Regions from separate parts of the Mus musculus genome. Here all the other regions are linked to region 3. The links are chromatin loops, found by intact Hi-C in ENCODE. Cell type or tissue: left cerebral cortex. All regions are shown on one strand.

Region 1 (8,000 bases), 1.1 Mb before region 3:
ATAATAAATGCCTCAAGAGACAGACAAGTTTAGGCTGGTTGAAATGCTATGTAGTAGTTTCATGTACGTAAAGGCAGGAGTGACTCAATAGGTATAATTTGGTTAATACATATTTATTTAATTAAAATACCATTGTTTCTCTGGTTGAGGTGATGAAAGACTTTGTTTTGACTTGTAAAGTTATTTTTTTCTGAAATATTAAGTGTAACGGCTAATCCTGGTGGTCAACTTGACTATATCTGAAATGAAATACAATCCAGAAATAGAGGGTACACCTGTGATCAAGATCTTGAGGCTAGAAGACACAGGCTTCTGACCTGGACCTTGACATGGAGATCTTGAGGTATAGTGGCTATGAAAAGCTTAGCCAAAGGCAAGGTATTATAGGACTTTAATCCCAGGAGACTGAGACAAGTAGATCTCTGAGTTCAAGGTCAGCCTGGGATAAAGCAAGTCTCAGATCCAGGAGTGGTGGTACATACCTTTAATCTGGGCCACACCTTCTGCTGGAGCCTACATAAGGACATTGGAAGAAAGAAGATTTACTCTTCTTGCCCTGCTTATATTTATTTGCCAGCACATCTGTTGTAACCTACTTCTACAGAAGACCAGCTGAAAAAACTACCCTTGTGGAACTGAGCAACTACCAGACTCTTGGACTTCCCATTCACAGCTAACTGTTGTTGGATTAGTTGGATTACAGACTGTAAGTCATCACAATATATTCCCTCAATACATAGATACATTTCATAAGTTCTGTGACTTGGGAGAACTCTGACTAATACATTAAGTCATCACCTTATTTAATGAACAGTAAGAAGCACTAAGAATAAATACAATATTACTTATTCTATTTATTATGTGATGTGTGTGATCTCCTTTTACCAGCCTAAATTGATTTTTAACAAGAGTCTCAAAGAGAATATTTGCCTTCACTTATCTCCCTTGATTTCCCCCAGAGAATAATTGTGTTTGCTGTTTGATTTATATTTTCGTAAAGTTGTATTTCTATATGTGGTTCTTAGGTTGCATAAAATTTCCATGAATGCTGAATTAATGAACAACAACTTTGAATCCCCCAAGGAATATAGGAGCAGGCTGTAAGCCTCTGCTCACACATTTCCATTCAGCTAGCCAATATAAAATCTTTCTTATGTGCTTCTCTACAAAGAAATTTAATGTGGAGCTTTGATTTGCTAACATGGTAGCAACACAAGCTATGCCTGGATGAAGCAGATGTGACATCCATATTTTCTCGATGAGCCCCGTTCTGTCTTATTTTGATGGGGGATGCTGGGAGGCGTATGATCACAACACTTTATGGACATTTTAAACAACAAAACCATCAACAAATCATCATAAAGTGTGAAAAAAAAGTCATGGTCAGTGAACTGTAAAGACAATTGCATGTAGAATGAGAGCATGTATAAGACAGCAGAGTATGAGGCTGCACAGTCCTCTGTATGCATAAGTCACCTTTCCTGAGTAAGTAGTACCTTCCCTCCCCTGTCCCTCCCCCAGCCCACCACCATCTGTGAAGACAGGAGCCTAATTCCAGACCCTCTTCATTTGGGCATCATTTGCCTGGTAAGTCACTTCTTCCTTCTGGCACCCCTGCTCCTCCATCCCACCTTGATCTGCAAACTCAGAAGCCCAGTTCCAGACAAGGACCCCCTGAATCATCCTTGTTCTTGAGTCTGCTCTGCCTTCTCAGTCTAATTCTCCCTTTCCCATTGTCCTCTATCCTCTTCCATGTTGCCCCATCTGTGATCATCTCCACACACAACAGGTTCCAGATCAGTGGTCATTGAGCTGTAGTTGACTGATGAGAGACACTTGTTTCCTCTCCCACCCCTCTCTTTGCCTCTTTTGTCTCTGCACCCACAGACATAGCTCTGGACCCCTGGAGTGGAAGCCATCTTTTCCTGGAGCAGCTAAACAGCTCATGCACTAGCTTCATATAGTGTAGTTTAGATTCCTCATCTCATGCACTGAGTTAATCTAAGAAAATCCAAATTAGTACATTAGAAATACACCTGTCCCAAAAGAAGTTCTTGAGCTCGGGTCAAATTGCAGAAATAACACAAATGTTCAGAAGTGTATCCGATCTCCTAAGAAGCATAGTAATGGAATTAAAGACACAGATTAACAGACACTCAACAACACTTGCTGGTTTCAATGGGCTGCTTTCTCAAAGAGATATGTCACGTGGACAAAACATACAGAGAAACCTCAGAATTCAATGGCATCTTATATCAAATGTACCTAACATATAGCTACAGAACACCCTAGCTAACACCAAAGAATACACAATCTACTTAGCAGCACATGGTCGTTTCTCTAAAATAGACCAAACCCTGAGACAGAAAACACACATAGAAAATAGAGAAAACCAGAAATATTTCTATATGTACTGCCCAAACATTCTACAATAAAACTTAAAAAAAATCAATACCATGCAAAAGCCCCTTAAGTATGTGTAGAGGAGAAACATCATGTTACTAAATCAGAGAAGAAATCAAGAAAGAAATAAAAACATTCCTGAAACTAAATGGGACTGAACATGCAACCACAGTAATAATTATACCCCTGTAATATGTTAGCAGTAGTTTTAAGAGGAAAATTTATAGCTCTAAATTTCTACACTAAAAAAATCAGACAGAGCACAAATAAATGACTCAATGTTGCAGCACAGGAATTTGAGAAACAAAAAGGAATCAAACCAAAGCCCATCAGATGGCAAGAAACAAAAAAATTCCAGGCCTAATTCATGAAATTGAAACAAAGAAAACCAACAAGACTAAGAACTGGTTCTTGGAGAAGATGAGCAAGATTGACAGACCCTCCACCCAACTAACCAAAAAAAAAAAAAAAAAAGGTGGGACCTAATTACCAGAAATGAATGGGGAAACATTATGACATACATCACATACATCAAAGAGTGTATTTGCATGTGTATGTGTCTCTTCCTCTGTGTGTGTGTGTGTGTGTATGTGTGTGTGTATATGTGTGTGTGTTTCTTCAGAAGAGGAAAAACAAATACTTCCTCTACAAAACACAAACCAAAGGTTTAGATGTAAAACTTGGAAAGATGGAACCCTGGCTTTTCACATAGATCCTTTGAAACTCAACATTCTTCCTACAAATGTTAAAGTTGGATTGAGGTTTAGAAGGGATTGTTTGGATCTATACTTCAATTGCTTGTTAAACAACACATAAATACATTTGTTGATTCCATAAGGTATGGTATCATTTCTTTCCCAATCTATGTCAGATAAGGAAATTCAGAGCCTGATTAAAAACAAACAAACAAACAAAACCTTGAATGAAAGTTCATAGGGTCAGAATTAGAAGACAAGGAGCTAAGTCAGAAGTAAGGCAGACAGACTCTTGAAGAATTCAAGATTTCATTTGGAGACATTTACTTCAGTGTCCACTTACTTCAGAGTAAAATATAGAAGAAACAGCCTCACAGAGATGACCCGTAATAGAGTATGTCAGAGTAATGAGAATCTAATTAAATTATGCAAAAAGTGCTGGGTCCATCATAAATTCTCATAGAAAAAATCAATATATAGTCATTCTTCCTAGTAAATATTAAAAATAAATTTTAATAGATTATACACTAAAATGTATGTTATAAGATTCTAAGAGAAATATAAAATACCATTCCCACAACATGGTAATCACTAATGACTTACTCAATGGGAAAAATGACATACAAGTCACAAAAATAACATTGGAACAGTTTTAAAATAACACCTCGTGAAAAGCCAACTCACAAATTGGTGGAGACAGTCAGAGTTACATGTATTCAACAAAGAATTTGTGCCCAGGATATATAAAAATATTCATAACTCAATAGAGAATGGCAGACCCTTGGATTGGATGGTTATCAAAACTGTGATGGTAGTCCTTAAAACCTCTTATTTTCAAGTAGCAACAGGAAATATTTATGAAAATGTCATTAAATCAAGTCTACACATTTACCAGCTTGGGCCCAAATGAGAAGTCATAAAAATACCAAGTTTGTCCAGGAGGTGGAGCACAGTGAATGCTGTTGTTCTGCAGTAGAAACTAATTTTCATAATCACTATGAAAATATTTCCTTGGAAGAGAGTCATGCATATACTGTGACTTGGATTTTCCACTTAAAATTATTTAGCACTTAATAAACAAGAATATGCACATATGTACCCTCATGCTACATATAATAACATAGTAGATAAGTTTTAAAAGAAAATAGCTGAACAACTGTCAATGGTCGTGAGATGTAGATAAGCACTATGGTAGAATAATTGCTGAGAACACAAATACTCCTCTTCATCCTCAGTACAGCAGTCAAGTTTAAGGTGAATTACCTTCATACTACTGCACATCACATGACTATAGGATCGATGCAGACCAAAAGCATAACGCTGAAACAGGAAGCTCTGACCTAAAAGGAATGTGCAATGTATAACTCAGTTCATACTATCAAAACTAATAAGGGGGAATAAGCTAGACTACCATATGTGAGAGTGTTCAGTTCCTCCATCCTACAGAGGGGATGGCTTGAGAGATTTAGCCCCACCGATGTATTGATAACCTTTAGGACTTGACTTTAGAAATATCATGGAAGTAAATAACACAATTCACTCATTTATGATATTTATGCTATATTTCAAATGTATGCTTTAGTACAAAGCCTTGATCTTTTAGTGTCAGTACAAATATCAGAACGATGACCTACCTATGAAATAAAACCAAGTTTAGGCTTTGCTTCAAAGTGACTTCTCTAGAGGAGGGATATGATAAAACAGGTCTTTCTGTTGACTGCTGAGGCTGGATAACTGTTACTGATCCTTGTCCACAAGAAGAACTTAGTAAGAACTTGAACAGGTAACACATAACTGGAGTGAAGATTGTTTTTCTTAATATATCTCTCCCTTTCTGTTCATTTCAATTCAACTTTTTTCCTAGTTTCCTAACATTAAGATGAAAATATTAAAAATCAAATGTATGCGAAGTTTTCACCAGAATGGGTGTCTCAGTGGCTTCTGAGATTCTATAATCCCATATAGTACTGGTGTTAGAATTTTCTTTCATGGTGCCTCTTAAAATATGTCATTCCAGTTGGTTTTGTTTCTGCAAGCAAACCGTGGTACGAACACAGTGACTTTAAAGAACTTTTCAAAACTGCTGCCTTGCTTCAGCATATTACAACAGAGACTGCAAAAAACAATTTTGATACCAATATCCTTTTTAGTCACAAAGGCACAGCATGCTGGAAGTGTCCACTTGCAATAAAACAAATGCAAAAAGCAAAAGGAAAAAATCAATAATATCAACTTAATAAAAATGCCACTGCGAAACTCCCAACACACAGAAATGGTTCCAAGGAATAGGAGCCCAGCGCAACATATGCTTTTAAATTGATGTCACGGTGGGGATTATATGTAAGAACATTCTATTAAAACAAAACATCTTTGGATTACTGAAACTGGTAAAGAAACATAAAACTGAGCAAGACAGCCTTACCCAGTGGCATTACTGCTAAGTGTATTGCAACAAGCCTTTTTCATTTGCTATATTTTCTTTACAATACAATTTTTATGATATAATAAGATTAGCAGTATCTTGGAATAAGTATACATTATATGCAAATATATGTAAGTAATATGTGTTTCATCTTGCAATTAATAGGTAACAATTGAATTGTGGTTTAAATGTGAAAAATTTCCCCATACATGTTGGTCTTGGCTAGTGGTGCTGTTTGGTAACACTGTGGGACATTTAGAAGGTGGACCCTCTAGGGAGGATGTGGGTCACTGGGTCTGGCTTTAAGGCTTCTCCCTCTTCCCCAGAGACTCAATATGAGGACTAGACAATCTCCTGCTTCTGCAACCATGCCTCTCCCATTTCTTTATGTGTTTCCCATACTGGAAAGATCTGAGTTGTCCTGTACCTTAATGACAAGATGTTATCAAACATAGAGGGTACTGTGTCTTTGCTAAGAGATGAGCATCATCAACAAGGCAACATTATCTAGCCAAACAAGAGTTTATGTCAGGCTGTCAGACTAACACACAACTGCTTTCCAGTTATCAATATAGTTTGTCTGAACCATGGCATTAGACAGACATCTCATGACAATTAATATCAAGGAAATCTGCTCAGCAGGAGGCAATATGCTGCACATTTTATTGTTACTCTTGCGAGTTAGGGATGCCTGCCATCTAATCAACAAATCCTCAGTGTTATGATTAATCTCTTGCATTTGTATAGCATAGATTTGGTTCATTTTTCAGGACTGATTTTTCTTTTTTATATACTCTCATGGCTACAGGGAGAGCACATATTTGGCTAAATATTATTCTGCATATGTATGCGAAGTTTTTCTGTGTGAGTTTATCATTGGAACAGTAGAGCAATAATGAGTATCAATTATGCTGCTCAGTGTGATGGGCCTCTCCCAAGCCACAGATGCCATGAATAAAAGAATGGGAGAGAGGAAGCACTCGTTTACTCTGTCACTGAGCTTGCGACAAACAGATAGACTGGAGCTAGTGTAATTTCCTGTACAAATAACATATGTGCAGGCTGTATATTTCAGGAAATATACACTGATATGTTAGGAGCTTCATGGGCTTCATATGTTCAGCTTACTCTTTACTAATATAAATATACGCATATATTTATGAAACATTTGACAAATGGTTATAAATGTTAGACATTACCATGTGATATATATTCAGCTACAGAATATATATAATAAACATTTATTGCTATGTATTTTCAATATTGTAAACATCTATATCACCTTTATCTATTGGATTGGATGGTTGTCTGACCAATCTTTCTCAAGATCATCAAAAGGAAGCAAAAGTTCCTCTAGTCTCAGTATGAAAGAAGAAACAGAGCGATTAAAAGTGAGGAGGGTCATCAATGGGGATTCTGAGGATTCTGGGTTTAAGTAAACTAAGGATACATAAATAATTAGTTTCAAGTTAATAATACTGGGCCCATTTTTTAAATTCTTTTCTGTGGGTTAGAAGTCTATTCAAAGTTTTTATTTGATCTTGATTTAACTTTGATAAGTGGAACCTATTGAGGAAACTATCCATTTCTTTTATCTTTTCTAATTTTGTAGAGTGCAGTCTTTTAAAGTAGGTCCTTAGAATTCTCTGTGTTTCCAAGGTGTTTGCTGTGTGTCCCTCTTTTCATTTCTGATTTTGTAGAGTGAACCATATGGATTTAAGAAGTTACTACTGGATAGGGATGCATACAGACTTTATAACTTCTGAAAAATCACATTTATGGAAAAATTGTTCTTATAAAAGTATGATACTGAAGCATTTCTATGATATTTCCATCAGAATGGAGGCTAAGATAATACTACCATATTATCAGAAAATGATGCTTTTCTAATCGCTGAAGATAACCCTGTAAGAAAACCAACAGTGTTAAATAACCTGGATCCCTGGAAGCTCCCAGAAACGAAGTCACCAACCAAAGAGTATACATGAGATGATCTGACATCCATGGAGACATACATAGCAGAGAATTGCTCTGTCTGGCTTCAGTGGGAAAGACTTAATGCTTCAGGGAAGGGGGATGCCTGAGGGTACCATCTCAGAGGGAAGGAGAATAGGGTGGAGAACTCTGGGAGGGCAAATCTCGGGTGGGAGACATTTGGTATGAAATCAAATAAAATATCTAATTAAAATTATACTTCTCTAAACAATAAAGTTTTATAACTTAATTTTATGAATCTCATATACAACAAAACCAGAACTAGTTGTCATTAAACAGAACAAGCTATCTTTGAAAGTGTGTGTGTGTGTGAGAGAGAGAGAGAGAGAGAGAGAGAGAGAGAGAGAGAGAGAGAGAGAGAGAGAGAGAGAGAGGGAGGGAGGGAGGGGAGGGGAGAGTGAGTGGGAGGGAAGGGGAGGTGGAGGGGAGAGGGGTAGAGGGAGAGGAAGGGGTAGAGAGGGAGAGGGAGAGGGAGGGAAGGGGAG
Region 2 (8,000 bases), 1.4 Mb before region 3:
TAATAATCAGTAAGAACTAAGGATGTGAACTTAAAGTTTCTTCCACAGAAATGCAGACCTGGGAAAGTTCTAAAAACAACTCTAATGGTTTAAATCAGAGACTTCTTCTAGGAAAGGTAACTTAATAGAGTAGACCATTGACCAAGAAATAATTTATCACCCTCATGGAAACAATCAGATCACCAGGTACCAAAGTCACACGTGCCAAGATCAAGTGCCCTAAGACTTTGAGCATCCTGTACAGAGCAACAGAACCATTAGGCCACGCATCAATTCCACTCTTAAACTCAATGATCTCCTAAACTCTTCATTTATCATTTCTCCTGAGTTCCAATTCCTCTCTGTAGTTCTGTCTTGACCGTCTGTGAGTTTCTTGACAGCAGAAGGTGATTAAGCCAGCGGGCAGTGGGCGTTCATTATTATTGGTGTGCTCACGGATCATACTGAGGTGTGTGCAGTAGCTACTTCTTGCAACTGATGTGCTTACAGCTAGGAACTTTTGCTTATTTTCCAAGCTGGGATAAGTCAGTTACAAAGGTGTTTTAACACCCTGGGAAGGAGCTCCTGAGGGAAAGACCACTGCTTCCAAAGCTAACGTATTCTTTATTTTCCCAGAGGTTATCGTCAAAGCAAGCTTCGTACAGCTTGTAGCTGCTGGAACTGAAAAATGTGATGACTGCCATTGATTTTTTTTAATGTAAAAATTGTTTTAGAAATAGTATGCATATTAGCACTAAGAAATAATTTTAAGTCCCTGGCATGATTTAAGGCTTTAATCTTTTTAGACTTCTCAATGATAGCTTCTTTAATATGTTTATTTGCATTTTCTAGAAACCATTACTAGCATGAGTCCCTCAAAGTAAAAATATAAATCTGCTCAGACATTTAAAAAATTGGAAAGAATTGTAGGTTTTATACAGGGTGTTTTATACTGGTGTTATTATTTTTTGACTTGTATCAAATGTAATAATTTAACAACATTAAGATTTTTTTCATTTGTGTTATAATTACGTATTAGTTGAAAGCTCTGTCTTGATTGGCAACTTGGGATGTTTAGAAATAGGTCAATGCTCAACATAATTAATGAAAAATCTTCTAAATACATCTGAAAGAGACAGTGAGATTTATGTTTATAAAAATATGTTGTATGTAGGCTTAGCATTTGCTTATAAAAAGGCCATGCATAAATAAAACAGAAATGCATGAATATGAAACCTTTCCCATACAAAATTCAACTTAAATAAGGATCCTGTGTGATGGTTCATGATTCCAAGTACAAACAGTTCTGCATATGCTTAGCATTAATGCTGGATAAATTGGCAAATAGTAAACATTTAATATCTAACTAAAAACCTTAGACTCTGCTGTCTGCCTTCATCAGTGGTCACATAAAACATGACTGGCAGATCGTAGACATGTAGTCAGTAAGCAAGATCTCTGGAAAGGAGGAGAGGGGTCTTCAAGATCTAGCTGCTTTCTCGGGAACGGGGCACTTTCTAATCTCAACCCACAGCATTGGCCAGCATCTCTACTTACAGGTGGGTCCGCATCTTCAGCATAAACGGTGGTGATTGGTGTCCCCTTGACTGCATCTGGAGCCACCATCCCCTTGTAGATGCGTTTGCTAAACACTGGAGGGTAGTCATTCATGTCCTGTGAAGTAGAATTGAGATTTAGTGCTGTGGCCAAAGGAGACCAGGGAACCAGTTAGGTCGATTTGGCTCTTCATGTCATGCAACCTATTTACCAGGACCGGTTTTGTCCTTCCAGAACCTTTCATCTCCCACCTGACACCCTAGAGAAGTCAGGAGTCTATATCAGTGTGTGTGATATTAATCCCAGCATTGGAGAGACAGAGGCAGGCAGAACTCTGAGTTCCAGGTTAGCCTGGCTTACAGAGAGAATTCCAGGACAGCAAGTGCTACACACAGAAATCCTATTCCCCATCCTCTCCAAATACAGTCCAGGAAACAGGAAAAAAGATGTTTTGTTATTTCTTTTGTTGTTTCTTCCTTTTTAAACTTCTCTGTGTTTTTTTTTTTTTTATATTTTTTAAATTAGGTATTTTCCTCATTTACATTTCTAATGATACCCCAAAAGTCCCCCATACCCCCCCACTCCCCTCCCCACCCACTCCCACTTCTTGGCCCTGGCGTTCCCCTGTACTGGGGCATATAAAGTTTGCAAGTCCAATGGGCCTCTCTTTCCACTGATGGCCGACTAGGCCATCTTCTGATACATATGCAGCTAGAGACATGAGCTCTGGGGGGGTACTGGTTAGTTTATATTGTTGTTCCACCTATAGGGCTGCAGACCCCTTTAGCTCCTTGGGTACTTTCTCTAACTCCTCCATTGGGAGCCCTGTAATCCATCCAATAGCTGACTGTGAGCATCCACTTCTGTGTTTGCTAGGCCCCTTCGTAGCCTCACAAGAGACAGCTATATCTGGGTCCTTTACAACAGGTTTGAACATCCCACATACTTAATATGATTCCAAGAGCAAACTGTGAAATGTCCTTTATTTCAACTTTCATTTTAATGAATATAAAATAATAAGAGGAGGAAGTCTTCCCCGAAGCACACTACAGTGATGGTATTCACAATTACATATGCTTACAGATAGAATGCAATGTTAATTTACTTAAGGGAAAATTTCAAAGCAATTTATATGTATCTGATTTCACTGTGGTGGTAAAGGCTTACTGCCAGTCATTGAGTAGATACTAAGTTATGGCCGTGATAATTGAGTAGATACTAAGTTACAGCCATGATAACTAAGCACTGGATGCTATACTATTGGATACCATCTGACTCCAGATAAAGACATCCCTGTGGAAACTCTCCTAACCATAATTTGGCAAATGAAAGTGGTGGTCCAGAAGATGACTTGTCTGAACTGATATAATTATTTGTAAGGGCCAAAAACAATAAATCAATTCCTCTGAGTGGACGAAGATTTTTCTTAACCATCTTATCACTTAGGGAGAACTGCATGTCCTTTGTTTTTCTGACTTAGTGGTGTTTACTACAATGATTGCTTTAATGTTTGATCAAGCATCACACATTTAACTACATGACTTTCCAAAGGTTGATAAACTCAGTTTGCTCCTGATTTTTGTTGGTTTGTTTGTTTATCTGTTTTTGTTTTGTAGCTTATCCCTGCCCCTCTGGCCCAAGGAAATGTGAATTTTTGGAAGATTCGACTCTCTGGTGGTGAGGTAGCAGGATGTATTTTTCTAGTTGCATTAATTCAGTTCTTGGTGGTATGGAGAGAAGAGACCCATTTTTCTTTTCTGCTAGGTGGGTATTGGCAGATTCACCTTTGAGAATTCACACTGGGTGTTTTGATATCCATCCTCATAAACTGATTATACACACGCCAAAGGTTATAATAACAGAGGACCATTAAGAGATTGCTTATCCTTCTCATTATTTTGCTTGCCATTGACAGCATGAAGAATAAATCAATATTGTTATAATGTAGCAGTATTTCTTTTCATGGCCTACTCTACATGTGTTAGGCTTATGATCTCTATTGTGGGTGAAATATGTGGCAGATTGCCCATCATTCTACCACAGTTTATTGGAATGCAATGCCAACACGCATAATCAATACTTCATTATATTTATGCTGCGGGGCTATCAAAAGGAAAGAAAAAAAAAAAAAAAAAAAAACTCTCCTGGTGTGCAAATGTTCTATTATTCAGTTAAATTAAAAAAGCTCAACTCTACCACTAGAGGGCAGTATTGGCAAAAGGAAAGATTTCTTCCTCTGCCCTATAGTTAATTTTATCATTAAAACTCATTATAGTTTGCTTCCTGTGGTTATATTTGTTGATCTGAACAAAAATGAGTTTTAGTATTTCAACAGAGCATTCCAAATGTTGCCATGGTTTTCAACAAAAACAACACCAGGCATCTCTCACTGTGTTATTTTTTAACCAGTAAAGCTTGTAATTTGAATCCATGCGTCCTACAAATAAGATGTGACCTCAAGTTATTGTTAGCTAGATGGAAGAAAAATATGAGTCTTATGTATTCATTTTCAAAATGAAAGTCTAAAATAATCACGCAAACCATTTTTTGTTCAGACCAAAGGGTAGATTTGAGGGGACAAATATATTGAATATCATTCCAGGATGTTGTATATCTGTACTGCTGGCCAGTTTATAGATGAATAACAAACTAAAAAATAAAAGTAAAAAAGAACACGGACACTTAATATAAAGAGATGACAAATACGATGTGTTTTATAAAAATAAACCAATTGGGATATAGATCTCCTCCGCTTCTGACCCTCCCCCCGAGAGCTACAGTGGTGTGAAGCAGTGGATGGTTCTACCTCTATGCTGTTGACAATTCTGTCTGCTGCGGGCACTGACTTGTCTGGCCACCCTGCCCTCCTCCAGCTGCTCTCAGTTAAGGACAGTTGGCCGCCAGGGTCCATGCAGGAGCTCTTACGCTCTTTGTTTCCTGTAGGTCGGTCTTCTGTCTTCTGTTTCTTGCTGCTTTCTTGGCTTATGTTTCCTGACTCCTCTCATCCCTGTACTCCTGAGTGTGCTGTCAAGACGTGCATGCCTTTACACAAATGGCGTGTTTTCCTGCTTCACGTTGGGGACATTCTTAAATAGAAGTCAAATTCTTTGATAATTTCATAGTTTTCGAAAACTAAACTCATCACTGAAGATTCTCTCTTAGTTGTCAAGTGCAATGGCTGGCCATGGCAACTTGACTACATGTGGAATTGGCTAGAATTCAAAGTTGGAGGGTGTAACAGGAAAGGCAGGGCTACCTCTATTTAAACACGGGGGGGGGGGGTGCGGGGGGAGGGGCACACACAGCCATAAAAAGCATCTCCTGCTGGAGGACCTAATTGAGGACTGCCTGAGAGACCAAGGATTACAGGCACAGACGATGCCAGCCAATCTGGAACTGATGTTAGGAAGAGATGCTTTCTTGGGGCCAGCGGGTTGTGGGTATTGAAGGAGCTTGCAGCAGCAGTTCAGATGAGCTTGCTGGCTTTTCTCACAGGGCACAGGCAGCAGGAGGGTACACCCGTGAGAGGTTTTATTGTTTGTTTGGTTTTCTTGTTTTTTGTTTTCACTCAATTTGAAGCAGGTAGATTACGTTCTAATCTGGATCTTTGGGGTTGGAAGACACATGGCTTTAATCAACGCCACACCTTCTGCTGGAAGCGTGTATCGGGAAGCTTTTGGTCTTTTGCCTGGTTCTTTCTGCCCTCGCTAGCCAGCAAGTTCATTTCTTCACTGTTTTTAATGCCTATTTCTTTAGGATTCCAGTGTATATGGAAGATAAGCCGAGGCATCCAGCCATGTGGACAGAGCAAGCCCATAAGCAGTGTTCCTCCATGGCCTCTGAACCAGCGGCTGTCTCCAAGTCTTGCCCTGTTTGAATTCCTGTCTTGACTTCCTTTGATGGTCAACTGTGAGGTAGAATGATAAGCTGAATAAACCCTTTCCTCCCCAGCTTGCTTTTAGTCATGATGCTTCATAACTGCACTAGTAAGCCTAAGACACCTAGATTCAATAGGGGATCGTAGAATTTCTGAGTTTGTAATCTCTTTTTGCTGCAACAAAATATCTGAGAAAACTGAAGGAGGATTGATTTGAGTTACAGTTCTGAGTTTGAAGAACATTACAGACCAGAGCTTTGCACATCATGGTGGCCAGAAAACAAGGAAAAGAGAGGCCTTAATTTAAACAAAGACACTCCCTATTTTATTCTTCTAAAATCTGTTAGTAAATTAATCCCTTCATGAGGTCGGTGTCCTTTGGAACCAATCCACAAGATCCCTGATTCTCAATATTCTCACACTATATGCCAAAAGAACTTCTGAGGAACACTGAAACTCCAACCAAGATACTACAGGCTTACATTCATTATCATGGTTTAATACACACACACACACACACACACACACACACACACACACACACACACACGTGTGCACGCATGCGTGTGTGTATGTGTATATGTATATATATGTATGTATATGGGTATTGAAAGTCGACCACAACATTCATTGGAATATTTTAGGGAAGACTGAATTTTCACTAAAAACAAAACAGCTGGATGTGGTGGCACACATTTTTAATCGCAGCACTCAGGAGACAGAGGCACAAGGATCTCTGTGAGTTAGAGGCCAGCCTGATCGATGGAACCAGCTCCAGACAGACAGAGAAATCCTGTCTCAGAAAAAAGAAATCCAACCAACCAAGAAGCCAAACACAAAACCAAACAGACAACCAAAGAAACAAAAAATACAAAATGAAACAAAGAACAAAAGAAAAGAAAAATCTCATATAATATTTAAAATACCATTTTCTGAAGGTAATTTTAAACAATCCTCCATATTTGTCTCAAGAACTTACAGAGCTTTAACCATTGCATAGTTTTAAAAATTTTATGACAGTCTTTGTTACTGGTAAGACAGAAAAGAGGTAGAATTTATATCTATATTTAAAACAACAACCCATTCAATATTCAGCCATACAAATATTTGTTTTCTTTAAAACCTAAGGCAGTTTCCGCAAATATCATTTTTTGGAATATTAGTCCCAGAAGAGGCTTTATAAACAGGACCAACTATTCTTTATTGGTATCAAAAATATCATTTCATTTCTCTGAAATAGACAATCTATATTAATACTATGTGAAGTTCTGCTGTATAGAAATGTATTAACTTTTATTTAGTCTCATGTTTTCCAGAGTTTTATTTGTTTATGGGTTGAGTGTGTCTATGTGTGTATATATTTATCTGTGTGTATGTGTGTATATATGTGTGTGTATGTGTATGTGTTTGTATGTGCATATGTGTGTATGGTATCGATCTATGATATGTGTATATATGTGTATGTGGTGTGTGTATATGTGGTATTTGTCTATGATGTGTGTTTGTGTACATGTGTTATTTGTCGATGGTATATGTGTGTTTGTTTTGTGTGTATGTGTGTGTGGTATTTGTCTATGATGCATGTGTATGTGTGTATGATCTGTGTGTATGTATGTATGTGGTGTGTGTAAGTGTACATGTTATTTGTCTATGGTGTGTATATATGTATGTATGTAGTATGTGTGTGTGTATATGGTGTGTGTGTGTGTGTGTGTGTGTGTATGGTGTGTGTGTCTGTGTATATATGGTGTGTGTGTGTATGTGTGTGTATGTGTGTGTGTGTGATTACTATCTCTGAGAAGAAGTGTACTATTAACAGATTCCTGAGAGGCAAATCTGAGATATTGAAGATGTAAATTATTATTGTTTGGAAAATTGAATGAGTTCAATCCAAGTTTTCTGAGGATATAATAAGATACCAAACATGACAAGCACCATACAGGTTATGTTAGGTAGCTCCTTGGGGCAGGGACAGCAGCTGTGCCTGGCTGGAAGGTTGCTATGACCACAGAAACTATGGGACCGTGAAAGGCAGCCTGTTTTGGTTGAGCAAGGCTTGCTCCAGAGACACAGTAGGAAACTCTACAAGGGACGGAATAGTGAGCCACGTTCCCAGAGACAGGTGCCTGACACCACAGAGCCCCCACGTCCATAATTCTGTATCAGTCACACAGACAAAGCCCCGAGCTCCTGGCATTCTGGCTAGACTCCACCCCCACAGTTACTTGACAAAAGCCAGGTATGCTCCTTCCCACAGTTACCTGGCAACAGCAAGGTAGCCCAGCCCATAAAAGGAGCTGCTTGGCCCCTCCTCGCTCTCTCTCTCTCTTTTTATTATTAGGTATTTTACTCATTTACATTTCCAGTGCTATCCCAAAAGTCCCCCATACCCCCCCAATCCCTTACCCACCCACTCCCACTTTTTGGCCCTGGCGTTCCCCTGTACTGGGGCATATAAAGTTTGCAAGTCCAATGGGCCTCTCTTTGCAGTGATGGCCAGCTAGGCCATCTTTTGAAACATATGCAGCTAGAGTCAAGAGCTCCGGGGTACTGGTTAGTTCATAATGTTGTTCCACCTATAGGGTTG
Region 3 (8,000 bases):
AAGCCTGAAGGACTTCGGGTTTTGTTCTGAGAAACAAATGAGGGTAGACACGTGACTCCTGTAAATACAATTCTAATGAGATCAGAATAGAATGCGGCCCTCACGAAAGAAACACAATGATTTCTAATGGCTGAGGTTTCATTTCAGATAATGTTCAACAAGCGTAATGATGTAAAGCAAATACATTTCCCAAAGAAGGCCGAGATGATTTTATTCATTTCAGTATTTATTGTACTTATTGTAGCCATTCAAGGCCACAGAAACAATGTACAACCTAAAAGTGCCCTCCATTCACTAATGTGTCTCTTCCAATTTTAATTGAAGTAGACATTCAGTTGGGAAAATTCAACCAGGAGATTTTGTTTTTCTGTTGCCTGCTCCTGGGGTTTAAAGCAGGTGTGTTTGATGCAGTGTTTTGCGATCTGTCAAAGCTGGAATATCCCTATATGGTCCTCTGTATTTTTATTTAAATATGTGTTAATGTATATGGACCCCTGTATGGTACATTCAACTGTCAACAGTTCATATGCATTTCATATTTTTTTCCTCCTGATCTCCTTCCAAAACAGCTATTCAAAACGTTCAGTGAAACTCTCTGTTAAAACACAAACATACACACATAACTTGAATTCTTTTCCAGAAGGCTTAAGGCATTCCTAAGGTAGACACAGGAAGAAAGCAGGTCTAAGATAAATTTCAGAACAGCCTTGGAGTCAGTTAGCCTAACTACTGGCCCTGTACCCTTAACTCCTGTACCCTTAACTCATATCTATGGACGGCTGTACCGGGAAGGACTGAGCCCTGTGGCAGCCCGGTTGGTCTGAGGAATGCGCAAGAAGAGAGAAATGCCTGCCCTGGTGACAAACTGGAAAGGATTTTTGAATTCACAGAGCAGAAAGGAGCTCAGTGGAGTGTGGGTTTCCGTTCAAAATAAATGTGTCCGTGTTCAAAACACAACCGCGGGCCTCAACAGGCACTCTGTCTGCCTTCCATATTTTATTACATCACCTCTTCAGAGATGACACCCTGCAACCAGGCACCGAGACGCAGGAGCAAGGTCTCAAACCCACCTTGTTGCTGACTTCCATGGTGAAAATAGGGATCTCTGCCATTAGTGAGAAGCACGTGACACCTCCAAGCACTGAAAGCCTAAGTTCGCAAGGTGAAACGTTTTTTGTTTTTTGTTTTTTTAAAGATAATGCCAGAGAAAACGTTTTCAGAATTGAACATTCCTGCGGGCAAAATGCTATCATATCCTGGTAGAGCTGAGTTGGGTAAAATTGATGCAAACTCATAATATTATAAATGGTGCCGTTTATTTGAAATCCCACCGTGAGCCTTTCCAACATGGCAGTCAGAGAGAGTGTCTGACTTCTTGATGGAAATCTTCCTAACAAGAAAACTTTGGGCAAAGATTATAAATAATACTTAACTTTTGATTCTTATAGCTGGGGAGATAAAAATGTCTCCGGATGGTGGATACATGCGTACATATATCATGTAATATACGATACATATATATCTTATAATACATATATATTGTTTGTGTGTGATCTATCTTTGAGAGCTAGGCCTGCAATATTTTATAAATATAAAAATAAAGTATGCCAGAGCCAGAATGATAGCTTAGCATTTAAGAGCGCTCACTATTCTAAGGGAACAGTTGAGTTTAGTTTCCTGTTCCAACTCAAGCCACCAGTAACACCAGCTCCAAGGGAACCACTGCCCTCTTGTGGCGCCTGTAAGCACTGCACTCACATTCACATAGGCCCACACAGACACACAAACCAAGTTAAAAATAAATCCTTATGAAGCAATACTTGTTTGTAAATTAAAATATTTTGAGACATACCTCAGACCCTTCACTATGCATAAAAAAGCACACATTTCCACATGAAGAATGGTATTAAACCCAGTGGCCACATTTAATATTTGCTCTAGCTACAAAACTGCTACAATTTAAATATAAAGATCATCACGGTTGTTTTCAGTGAAAAATGTGCACATATCCTCGAGGGTAACACAGATCCCTCATTTTCGTTTTTTAAAATCAATTATAACCTGAATTTTTGGAAGTGTGATGTTAGTGATGGACTTGTGATCCCCAGATGTTACCGCTATGCCACGCCTAACTCGTGGAGTTTAGCACACACCACATTTAATACAGTATAAAACTCCATGCCTGACAGAGTTGCGCACCTTCTTCCAAACATTACTATTTGGATTTTTAGCAAGTTTGTTCATAGAAGAAGAAAATATGATATGTTTGATTGTAAAAATATAGCCTCAGATTAGATGGCTTCACAATATAAGAAAAAAAATCTATGGAATCTTGAACAAAAGCCTCTTACTTTGTAGCAGTGAGGAGAAATAAAGAGGTTATCAATCTGGGAGCAGTGGGGGCCTGGGAGGGTTCTGCGGAGAGTGTAGCTGGGAGGATCCGGACAGGAAAGGGAGAGGGAATTGTGTAATTCTATTTACATAAAAAACATTTTAAAAGAGAAAACACACACACACACACACACACACACACACACAACCCACAAGCCATCATTTTATTTATACAATTGACCAATTCCAGGCATTTTGCTAAGGTGGTCAGGGAGAAGTACCTCTTAGAAGAAAAATATATTTTAGTTCTAAGTTTTATAGCTACTGGTTGTAATGGGGAAAGTTGCTTTTCACCTACAATCAGGTTTCCAGTTAGCAATACATAAAGCACCCCCCCAACAGGCAAATGAAGTTCAAGAAAATACAAGGCAAATGCCCTTCGCTTCTCTCAAAGAAAATAGAGTCAACCCTGACACCCTGTCTCCTGATGCACGGTGGTCTCAAGCCTTGCTACAGTGATTTCTTCTAGTCTGACCCCTCTAGACCCAAGCAGTCTGTAGGAAAATAAAGAGAGATTGAAAGGCAACCCACCACCATGGTCTTCAGTTCTCTGAATATAACCATTGGCAATATTCTACTCCTCTTGCTCAAATCTGGGTTTTCACGAGTGTTCTCATTTCCTATTTTAGCCCAAAGGCTTCAGATGAGCTCAAGCCTTCTAGGGATGGGCTGTGAAATCCACAAACATCCAACAGTCTCAACAGCTGCTGGAATGTGCAAGTGACTCGCTGGTGGTGATAAACTGCTCATTGTTCTTACTGAGCAACTGAACACCTCAAAACAGACGCATGCTAAGATTTATCCTTTTTTTTTTCTAGTTGATATCTTTAAAAGTGCAAAGCAATCCTGTTCATGGATGTGCTATCGTATTATTTTAAGTGGATACATACAGTTTTGAGGTAGCATGTATGAGCCCAATGTAAACACGGAGGGGCATGTTTGAGGGGTCGTTTTAGTTGTAAGAACCTAAAAGAGAAAGGACAGCACATACGACATTATAATCGATTGAGAACTGGAACGGGCATTCCTTATAGATTCAAAGTCGTGTTAAGAAATCCCCTGAGGCTAGAAAGACCGTTCAGTGGTTGGAAACCCTTGCTGCTCTTGCAGAGGACCTGAGTTCAGTTCCCAGCACCCACTTTGGGTATCTCATAGCCATCTGTTACTACAGCTTCAAAGTAGCTGTAGCTTTAACTACTATTTTTAACCTCAGGCAAGTGATATTCACTCTCTATCACACACATCACACACATACACACATAAATATGATAATTCGTATCAAAAGAAAAATTCCATCTGCTAACGAGACTGAACTGATTTAAAAAAAATCCAGATTTCATCTTCTCACAGATGAAGTTTAAGAAAAAGAAAAGCATTGTCAACAGGAGACAATGAGATGCCCTACCCAATATCTATTAGTTGGAAGTTATATATAACAATAATCTTTCATTCTTAGAGAAAACTCCCATGTCACCATTGCCATAAATTCAGTTTAAGATGTTTCAGAACGGATATTTTCAGAAGCGTAGGCATCACAATAGCGCCACCATGTGGCAGTTCTCTCTCACCCCATGGGTGGAGGTGGAAGGAGCTTCTGGATACCCCAAACACAAGCTCTTTCATATTATATACATGGAAGGGGACCCACTTGGTCATCAGAGCTGCCTCTCTACTTAAGCCACTTTACTAAGGCAGGAGTGCTGGCGGCTGGGCACTAGGATCCAATCGTCTTATCACTTCTCACACCAGCGATGCGGTTCAGAGGAAGAAAAGGCAGTTCTTTCTTTCTGCCTTGCTAGGATGATGTTAATTCCCTCCGTAATTTCCTTGACAGACTTCCAGCTTCCTAGAGTTTCTTCGAGCACCACCTACACACATATCTAAAGCGGTCTCTGGAGGTTCAACAGAACAGAAACACAAAGCTCAAAAGTAAGCTTACAATCCGAGTGACTCTGAAAAGATACCGTTTCATGAGAGCGCAACAGCTACTTCCAAAAAGTAAAATCAAGATGCACATAGATTCAAGAGCAGGCAACCAAGCCTCAGGTAGAGCATATGACACTCTGGGAAAAGCCATTTGAGCAAAGGGGCATACGTACATGCATGCATACATACATACATGGACGTGTGCATGCTCACATGCAAGTGCACACACATGCCCAAGTACTATTCTTGTTTTCACATGTTCTGCTGTCTTGTTGCTCTTGTATAACATCTTCAGTGGTAGAACTCTACAAATGCCTGTAGTTGACAAAATATGTATTCCACAAAAGGAGTGTTCCTTAAGAAGGCAGCCCGTGATGACTAGCTTTGACATCACTCAGCCAATGCACAGCACACAGATAGAACACCAGGGCACACAGTGGCAGTCTCCTTTGGGAGGAGAGGGGAAGGTCTGAGGAGTTTCATGAAAATGTCAAACAGACCACAGAAACACCAGCATGTCCAGTTATCTTTAAAGCATTCTCCTTACTTCGGCCGTGCCCTCCTAAAGCTTTATTATAAATGGAAGCAACATTCCTAGAAAAAAAAAACCTGTTTTCTGGGATTTTAAATATATACTTTGTTTGGATATGGCCATGAAACTATTTTTCACTATTAAGAAAATATAAAAATAATCAATGTTAAAGGAATTTTAAAAGATGTTCTTACTCAATAAAAAGTAATTCACAATCCTTGCTTCCAGTTATTACATAATCATTTTCATCAATACATTGATCAAATTATCATCTCATCGGACTTCTCAATACATTGGTAGCGTTATCATCATCCATATGTAGCTTAAGTTACCATCTACCCAGACTCATCCATACACTGATGTTGTAAAAAATAAAAATAAAGGCATAAACTGAAAGTTGTTAAACATGATGATAAATTAGCACCGGAGGATAATCATCCCCCACAGAAGACTCCATGGCATGGGGTGAGAGAAGGCAAGGTAGACTCGGGAAGGTAAGAGTGTGCTAGGAACACACCAGCCGACCTTCCCTCATGGAAAACACATCCAGAGACACTAAGCCTGCAGTGATCACAGGCCGTTTCTTGAGTTAGGACACTGGTGTCACCCAAGATGCTAAACCAAAGCCAGTGAAACAGAAAGTCCTGAACCTCCATGTTAGTGTCCAGTTCTCAGTCAACCTCAGGAATAAACATTTAAGGAAATAAGCACTCCACTTGAGGAATTGATTCCTGAGGACAAACCATTGATTTGGAAAGGGATTACTGCAAAGGAGAAGTTGTTTTCTTGGGAGGCTCAACTCGCTTCTGAAGTGAAGATCTGCCCTCGGAGATAGAGATGTCTCTCCAAGAGATCTCACATAAAGCTGACTCCTGATGAAGATAACTCATGCTATGCAGTGCTTGTGTGTGCTTGCACATAGGTAGGAACACGGGTGCGTATGTGCACGTGCACACACAGAAACACACACACACACACAATGCTCACACATCCACCGTTTCAAATCGTGCTTCAATTTCCTTCTCTTTACGGCAGCCCAACTCACCCTTAGTATACAGTTCATGTTTCTAACTTAGCATGACTTCCTGACTTCCGCTAAATTCTACTCTTCCTACCTCTGTGGAATCCCGCCTGCCCCTTCCGTAGGACGCAGCTGACTCCTTTACTCCTTATTCACAGGGGACTCCACTATTGCAGTCTCCGTAACTTCCTTAGGGAACCCCCTAACTCTGAATTGCCCTGTGAGGAAGAGCCCAGGAGCAGAAGGCCAGGGGTTTGGAAACTGACTGCGGTTTGTGAGTCATGGGAGAAAAGCAAAAGGAATGGGTGTTGTGTTGAGAGAAGAGAGAGAGAGAGAGAGAGAGAGAGAGAGAGAGAGAGAGAGAGAGAGAGAGAGAACGCACAGGAGTGGGGTCGGTCGGGGGGGAGCAGGAGAAAGAGAGAGAGAGAGAGAGAGAGAGAGAGAGAGAGAGAGAGAGAGAGAGAGAACGAACAGACCAGGGAAGGATACTTAGAGGGAGGAGGGGGGCCGAAAGGTTGAAAAGCCAGATCTTGGACTTCCTGCCTCTGCCTTACAGGACATCTTGGAATTGACAACACATACATGAGGAAGTTGGATAAACTCGTGCAACATTATTCTATTACCACAAATGACATTGGAAATGAATTGTAACAGCCGTCTCTCCGTGGAGCCAACCACGGCAAGCCTGGAATACTAACCGGTTCATTTATTTCAGTGATTACCATCTGTAGTTTCAAAAGCACCAAACCCTGGTTTTCCAAAAGCCATCCTCTTCAAGTTAACTCTATCATTCCATCCGGTCTCTCCACCTGGGTAATTTTTTTTTAAACAAAGACTTTATATTTGCTCCCCCCCCCACACACACACACTGTAAAGAATGTCATTTGTTAAAGTATAGCAGTCCTTTGGATCATTTGGGGGCCACTCATATTTTTAGCTGCTATTCCAAGAGTCCAACTGGCTTATGCACTCTGCAGGAACTTCTACCATGTCTAAACTGCAGTCAGAGATATGTAGTCTGATTTTACCACACACTTAGTTACTTGACTGAGAGGGTTCTGATTTTTGTTTTTAATTTAATAAAATAAAACTTTATACAAGTCAGGAAACAACCGAGGTTATCATCATGTCTGTCCTCTGCACGTTGAAGTGTGTGCGTGTGTGTCTGAGAGAGAGAGAGAGAGTCAGAGAGAGAGAGTCAAAGAGAGAGAGAGAGAGAGAGAGTATAAACACACTATGTCCTTTATTCTACCCTTCTGAAAAGCTGCATCTTCCTTCTGCCTACAAGCATGGAAGCCTTCAGCCCCCATTGGCTTCATTTGGACATTAAGAAAACTTGCTACTAGGAAACTTTTGGGGGAGAAGGGAGGATGCTGAGCTGTGGTAGCCGTTGTATATGACAGGGACATTTATTTCCCATAATTCTTGCCCACGGGAAACACATCCTTTAATAAACTACATCAAATCAAGTTAGACATCATCCAAATCTCAAGGTATCAACTTCTCCCGGAAGCTGAAGAGCCCCCCCCCCCCCCCCAGCTCAGGGCCACTGAAGGATTTAGCACTAGGCATTCTGGTGGGAGGTGGAGGTCGCGGTCCCTGCGGGGTCCTGGGTCCCCAGAGTCTCCAAGAGGAGAGGTGAGCAAAGAGAAGAGGGAGAGAAGCTGGTTGCAGGAAACCAGACACGCTTTTGAATTCTGAGCTGGGCCTGAGAGTCAGGATCCCACCCCCTTGCCTACCTTCAGGCTCCAGCGAGCACCGCGGCGTCCTCCCTCAGAGCCTCTGCAGCCACAGCTGCACTGACCCCTGCCTGCTAGCCCGGGTCCCGCAGAGCGCGCCTGCCCCGCGCTGCACTCTCCACTAGTTCCCAATTGAGAGGCAATCAGCAAGGCGATTAACATCCACTGTGCGGGCACCCTCGTCCCCAAACCACGTAGCTAGCTCTTCTTCCTGCGCTCACCGAGCTTGGTCGCGCCGCAAAGGGTCACCCGGGGAGTCCCCGGCCGCAGCTCCTTCCTGGTGCTCGCCCGCTACCACGCCGCTCCTGCCGCGCCTCTCACCCGCGCGCCGGGCGATTCGCTTCCCGGCAGGCCTGGGGACACCGAGCGGGGAGGATCGATCCAAACGGCA

What was found. Hi-C counts contacts between places; a loop is a spot of excess contacts. Peaks named below come from ENCODE experiments on the same cell type or tissue, not always from the same donor. Only the 100,000 strongest peaks of a DNase experiment are listed, where the experiment ranks them.
Region 1: a loop joins it to region 3, with 8 times the contacts of the local background. A loop is called at or near these places in 7 of 42 quality-filtered maps.
Region 2: a loop joins it to region 3, with 8 times the contacts of the local background. A loop is called at or near these places in 9 of 42 quality-filtered maps.

Annotation. Positions count from the first base shown.
Region 1 is chr10:74,199,908-74,207,907 of GRCm38, reverse strand. The region is part of intron 6 of Pcdh15 (protocadherin 15); the gene reads right to left. Among named protein-coding and RNA genes, the nearest start is that of Gm40691, 67 kb to the right of the region's middle. In left cerebral cortex, a CTCF peak has its summit at 4,033 (motif pointing right); a DNase peak (open chromatin) is centred at 4,018.
Region 2 is chr10:74,459,935-74,467,934 of GRCm38, reverse strand. It overlaps Pcdh15 (protocadherin 15), which reads right to left. Exons shown (of 37, transcript NM_001142742.1): 23 at 1,537-1,653. Among named protein-coding and RNA genes, the nearest start is that of Gm40691, 330 kb to the right of the region's middle. In left cerebral cortex, CTCF peaks have their summits at 3,544 and 3,743 (motif pointing right); a DNase peak (open chromatin) is centred at 3,809.
Region 3 is chr10:73,099,826-73,107,825 of GRCm38, reverse strand. It overlaps a transcript of Pcdh15 not described here. Among named protein-coding and RNA genes, the nearest start is that of A330049N07Rik, 17 kb to the right of the region's middle. In left cerebral cortex, CTCF peaks have their summits at 1,733 (motif pointing left) and 3,953 (motif pointing left); DNase peaks (open chromatin) are centred at 5,940, 7,205, 7,713, 7,929 and 5 more places; H3K4me3 peaks cover 2,473 bases; H3K27ac peaks cover 1,108 bases.